Linked DNA regions of Homo sapiens: region 1 is linked to region 2. A link is an interaction called in ENCODE POLR2A ChIA-PET data of the cell type or tissue named here. Cell type or tissue: PC-9. All regions are shown on one strand. Each heading gives the region's core, and the rest is flanking DNA. Links, peaks and the distances in the headings are about the cores only. Region 1 overlaps BCAR3 (BCAR3 adaptor protein, NSP family member). Region 2 has its middle 24 kb from the start of BCAR3.

Region 1 (2,983 bases), core at 192-2,691, 61 kb before region 2:
AAAAAAAAAAAAAGAAATTTTTTTAAAAATACAGAGAGAGAATAAAACAGTAGTTATGGGGATGGGGGCAGAAGGCAGAGGAAATGGGGAGATGTAGGTCAAAGGATAAAAAGCAGCAGATACGTAGGATGAACAAGCATAGAGCTCTAATGGACAACATGAGGACTATAGGTAATACAATTGTACTGTATATGGGATTCATGCTGAGTAGATTTCAACTGATCTTGCCACAAAAACAAAAAAGTGGATAACTATGTGAGATGATGAATATGTTAATTTGCTTCAACTTTAGTAACCTTTTAAATATTGCATGTATTCCATAGCATCATGTTGTATATCTTGGATACATACTGAGGACTAAGCTCAGATTTTTTAATCTTGTCCAAATTCCTATCTAAGGGGTCTGGAGAGTCATGCCCTACAAACCATAAATTCTCATCAGATGGGTTTTATTTAACCCTATATATCGTGACTTACTTTCCAATCTGACTCTGGCATAACATGTGACAAGAAAGTCAAAATATTTTACCCCAAAACATGTTTCTTTGCCATATTTTGGAATGGCCCTGCAAAACTGTCCTTTGTGGGGGAAAATTTGCATCTGTAAAGAATCTCTAGTAACATAGCTAAATCTTTTTCTTCCAGGCCCTCCCAATCCTAAAGAAATTAACTAAAAGTCTAGCACCTTTTAAAGACTGGAACAGGAAACATTTGTCATCTGTTGTCTCTAAGGACAGCCACTATAAGACTTCAAAGGAACCTTGGTCTCCACAATCTTTTATCTTAACCTGAACATTTCCTTTCTATCAATCCCCAGTCTTTAGACAAACTCAACCAATTGTCAACCAGAAAATGTTTAAATTCACCTACAGCCTGGAAGCCCCTGCTTTGAGTTGTCCCACCTTTCTGGACCAAATCAATGTATTTCTTAAAAGTATTTGATTGACGGATGGCTCATGCCTCCCTAAAATGTATAAAACCAAGCTGCGCCCCAACCACCAGGGGCACATTCTTTCAAGACCTCCTGAGGGCTGTGTCACAGGCCACGGTCACTCATATTTGGCTCAGAATAAATCTCTTCAAATATTTTACAGAGTTTGACTCTTTTCATTGACAATAATTTGATGCCCAAACATGTGGGGCCTCAGAGAAGACTCAGGACCCTGAAGGAGTTGCCCAAAACTGGAGCTAAGGTACCAGCCAGGGCCCATTGAAGCCTCACCCAGTTTGAGCTTCTCCTCTGGTGGAACTGGTAAGTCCTCCTGAGCTCTGGACCTCCTGTTTTGGTTGATGGTCCTTAATTTATTCTTGAGCTGATTTTTCTCCTAGGAAGTTGTTGTTTAAGAATCCTAATTCCAGTTCGAAGGTGCATTCTAAAGGGTCTCCTCTATTGCTTTTTCTCTCAGAATTAATCTCAATTTGGCTTGACTGTGCATATTTGCGTGAGAAACTGAACTGTTGTTTTCATAGGTAAATGAGAGACTGAGTTTTTTCAGCTCTGAAGAGAAAGGGCATTTGCTCCTCCCAGCCAAAAAGCGCCCATGGGTGACTGGGGGCCTCGTGGGAGTGTCTAGGGGGTTGGCCCCCCACAATGTGCAGCAACCCTGCAGGGAAATCCTCAGTGCAAATTAATTTTTAAAATGGCTCATCCAGGACACATATCCATCCACCACACAAAAATCCTAGGCCAGAGCTCAGTTCCTCCTTTCAAGGGGGAAAAAAAAAAATGTGAGAAAGAAATACTCTAAAAATAAGGAGAAAATAAGGAGAATGATCCCCTTTTGAGTACTCTGTAGGTTTTATGGCACCTCTACTTCCCAGAGTTTATGTAAAATAGAAGTAATATGGTCTTTGTGCACATTTACATTAAGGAAAAAGAACCCTAGGGTCGACCTGCAAACTATAGAGTTCCTAAATTCTCTTTTTCTGTCTTCCTTTCTGCCTACTTTAAATCTGCTGTTACTTTTCCACTGAGATAAAAACCACTGTTTGGATCTAACAGTTTTTTTTTTCTTGCAAGCCAGTGAATTTATACTTATTTCATGGCTAAAGTACTAAAGTAAAGCTACAGGATCTTTGTGTGTGTGTGTGTGTGTATATATATGTATCCATGTATATTTAAAAGGCCATTATAGACTATATATGCATTTTATGATATGCATATATTATACATTATATATACATGATATATAAATATATAATTTTATAATATTTATGTTTAATTGGCAGCTAAATTTATTTTAATTTCCCTCTAGCACACCAAACTTTTTCTCCCTGTAGCTTATAATGTAAATTTTGCTATCGGATCTTCACCTAAGTTCTTTCCTTTCATATGAAAATTTAGGACTATTTAGCTGAGAACTGCCTAGAGTGATGCAACATGTTATTAAGAATTTTTAACTAGAAAAAAGGAAAAAGGAAGTCTTTATGAATCTATAAAATGTATTTCTATCAGCATGCCTAAATACCTCTATGTATTTATACATTGTGTAAACAGTGTTTCACTACTAAAAATATATAAAGAGCTCTAATTAATTGGCTTAAAAAATATATAAAAGCACTTAATCAGATACTTAAAAGACTAGTCAAATGCTTTTAGACATAACCCTATAAAGTTTGAATTAGACAAAGATATTTTACCTTTAATGAGAACATTAAAAATAAAATGTTTTCCTGTAATTCTTAAATTGGAAATTACCCAGATACCCATGACTTAAGTAAAATCTTTAATAAATAAGGTGGCTTTAAAATTATTGGTAGGCTGGTCACGGTGACTCACGCCTGTAATCCCAGCACTTTGGGAGGCCGGGGCATGTGGATCACCTGAGGTCGGGAGTTCAAGACCAGCCTGACCAACATGGAGAAACCCTGTCTCTACTAAAAATACAAAATTAGCCTGGCATGGTGGCACGTGCCTGTAATCCCAGCTACTTGGGAGGGTGAGGCAGGAGAATCACTTGAATCTGGGAGGCAGAGGTTGCGG
Region 2 (2,862 bases), core at 34-2,533:
AGGACTATGGCAGGTTTTGTCTTTTTCCTAAGACAAAAGTACACACACATTCCTAAGAGTTAGTTGCTCCAAAACTCAATAGGTACATGTCAGCATGCATTTAGCTGCAGGAAAGCCAGTTTTTGCCAAGCCTTACCTAGTTCTGTTTAAAGCATCTTTTCTATACATTGTTATCAAGTTAGACCAATGATCTTCCTAGACTGGGAGGTCTGACTTGAGCTGGTTCTAGCTCCACCCGGGGTTGTTTCCATGTTTAGGAGAAGGGGGTGGAGTCCTGATCCAGGTGGGAACCCAACTTGTGGGGTTTCTGCGTGGAAAAGAACTTCACGGGCTGGGTGGTATGTAAGCATCTCCATCTCGTGCATTTAGAGTGGCAGGTCTTAGGACTGCAGTAATTGGTCCTCCCTGGACCAATTTACCCTGTGACATTGACTTTGAATGTAGGGTGTATGTGTTCCGGGCTCCCTTGTAAATGCGGAAATAAAGGAAAACTGACAGACCTCCCAGGGAGAGAGCAGGAATGTTATGCCATATAAACCCACTACCAGCCCTGCAAACAACTGCCAAGGTGCTTCAATAAAATATAACTTCCGACCACCTCCAGCCCTAACACTCCCCTGTCAAATGCCAATTGTTTGTTTAGAACTTCTCCTCCCACTAGGGTTAAGAGGAGCAAGGTGGTTCAACTGCAGTTTCCCCTCCAGCCACTGCTCCCTTCTCAGGGTCTGTTTGGGATACAAGTCAAGGTCACAACTCTGTGGTGCTCCCAGCACCTGAAACCCTCCCCACCTTACGGCAGGTTATTCAGCCTCCCTGTGGCTGCCTTTCTTCACCACTGAAATGAGGATAATTATGGTAACCATCATTCTACCTCATAGCACTGTTGTGAGAATTTAATGAGTTAGAATGAATTAAATGTCAGACAGAACAATTATGGTCAGCTATGATATCATATTGTCATTACTGGAAGGGAGAGGATAGGAAAGGAGGTGGCTGAAGCCAAAGCCCGGTCTCAAGGCTGCGATGAATAAGGATCCTAGAGTCACCCAGAAACAACTACGCTGGAGCTTCTGCAGGTTAACAAGAGGATTCTCATACACTCCAGGTACTGCCCCAGAAGTCACTTTGTAGGCTGGATCAACACCACCCCACAGCTCCAGCTGCAGTTTCTGCCCTGCACTCTGGGGCAGAGCAGCAGGGGGCCAGGCCACTTCCTACCTTGCCTCTTCCTCCTTTCTCCAGGCCAGCTTGGGTCAGATGAAGCAGCTCCTGTAGTAGAATGCAAAGGAAAGACCATCTCAGGTGGGTGTGAGGCAATTACAGTAGCTTCAGGGGAGGCAGAGTCACTTGGGTTCTGCCAGTGGGTGAGTAACCTGGACCTCAGCCTGGTTGGATTCAAGTCTACAGCCCCTCCTGGAGTCACCTTCTCTGGGCTGCAGAGCTCACACCGCCCATTCTGCCTAGATGTTTCTTTGCCTGTTGTCTCAGCAGGTTACAATTAATTACAAATAACAGTGACTCACAGGACAGCAGTTCCCTTATTTGCCAGGGAAGTCTTATTAAGATTAAGCTATTCTCCCAGGAAAGAAAGGTCTTTACTTTTCAATAGAGGTAGAGGGAAGCAAGCAGAGGACTGTGATTACAGCACAGACTCTGGAGCCAGATCGTCTGGGTTTGAATCTGGCCCCATCACTTACAAAGAGGTGTGCCCTGGGACAAGCTAGTCAGCCTGTGACTCAGTTTCCTCATCTGCAAAATGGGGATGTAAATAGTACTTACCTCATAAAGTTATTATGAGAGTTAAATGAGTTAATATCTATTTGGAGCTTAGAACTATGCCTGGCACATAGTAAGTGCTTATATAAATGTTTGATAAATAAAAGTCCAATAATGGAGAATTACTTATATAAATCTACATAATTCAATATTACACAGCCATTATAATTTCTATAGCAACATGGGAATCCATTCATGATCTATTACTAAAGTAAACAATATACAGTTTAATAGTATACAGTTTAGGCCGGGCGCAGGGGCTTACGCCTGTAATCCCAGTACTTTGGGATGCAGAGGCGGGTGGATCACGAGGTCAGGAGTTCGAGACCAGCCTGGCCAACATGGTGAAACCCCGTCTCTACTAAAAATACAAAAATTAACCAGGTGTGGTGGCGGGCGCCTGTAATCCCAGCTTCTCGGGAGGCTGAGGAAGGAAAATTGCTTGAACCTGGGAGGCAGAGTTTGCAGTGAGCTGAGATCATGCCATTACACTACAGCCTAGGTGACAACAGCAAGACTCCATCTCAAAAAAACAAAAAAAGTATACAGTTTAAAACAAACTGTATAATATTATTGCTGAAAACAGAAAATAAATCTATATGCATTTAAAAAAATACTAAAAGTATATACACCAAAGAGTGTTTCTCTGTTTTCCAAAATTTCTGTATTTTGAAGTACAGTAATTAAATAAAACAGTGAAAACTATTCAGAAAGGGATCAAATGCAGTAGATATGCAAAATCCGCATTAAATAATTATGCTTTAAAATAATAATAATAGGCCGGGCATGGTGGCTCATGCCTGTAATCCCAGCACTTTGGGAGGCCAAGGTGGGCAGATCACTTGAGGTCAGGAGTTCAAGACCAGCCTGGCCAACATGGTGAAACCTCATCTCTAAAAATACAAAAATTAGCCAGGTGTGGTGGCGCGTGCCTGTAATCCCAGCTACTCAGGAGGCTGAGGCAGGAGAATCGCTTGAACCCAGGAGGCAGAGGTTGCAGTGAGCTGAGATCGCACCACTGCACTCCAGTCTGGGTGATAGAGTGAGACTCAGTCTCAATAAATAAATAAATAATAATAATAGCTC

The links. Peaks named below come from ENCODE experiments on the same cell type or tissue, not always from the same donor. Only the 100,000 strongest peaks of a DNase experiment are listed, where the experiment ranks them.
Region 1: POLR2A ChIA-PET joins it to region 2 with 7 read pairs; 6 of 35 experiments call an interaction of 5 or more read pairs at or near these places.

The regions. Positions count from the first base shown.
Region 1 is chr1:93,643,562-93,646,544 of GRCh38, forward strand. The region is part of intron 2 of BCAR3 (BCAR3 adaptor protein, NSP family member); the gene reads right to left. Among named protein-coding and RNA genes, the nearest start is that of BCAR3, 37 kb to the right of the region's middle. RefSeq lists an enhancer at 490-1,211. In PC-9, for the core only: no CTCF peak of the experiment used is centred there; no DNase peak of the experiment used is centred there; H3K27ac peaks cover 1,545 bases.
Region 2 is chr1:93,704,874-93,707,735 of GRCh38, forward strand. It overlaps a transcript of BCAR3 not described here. Among named protein-coding and RNA genes, the nearest start is that of BCAR3, 24 kb to the left of the region's middle. In PC-9, for the core only: no CTCF peak of the experiment used is centred there; a DNase peak (open chromatin) is centred at 1,348; H3K27ac peaks cover 2,038 bases.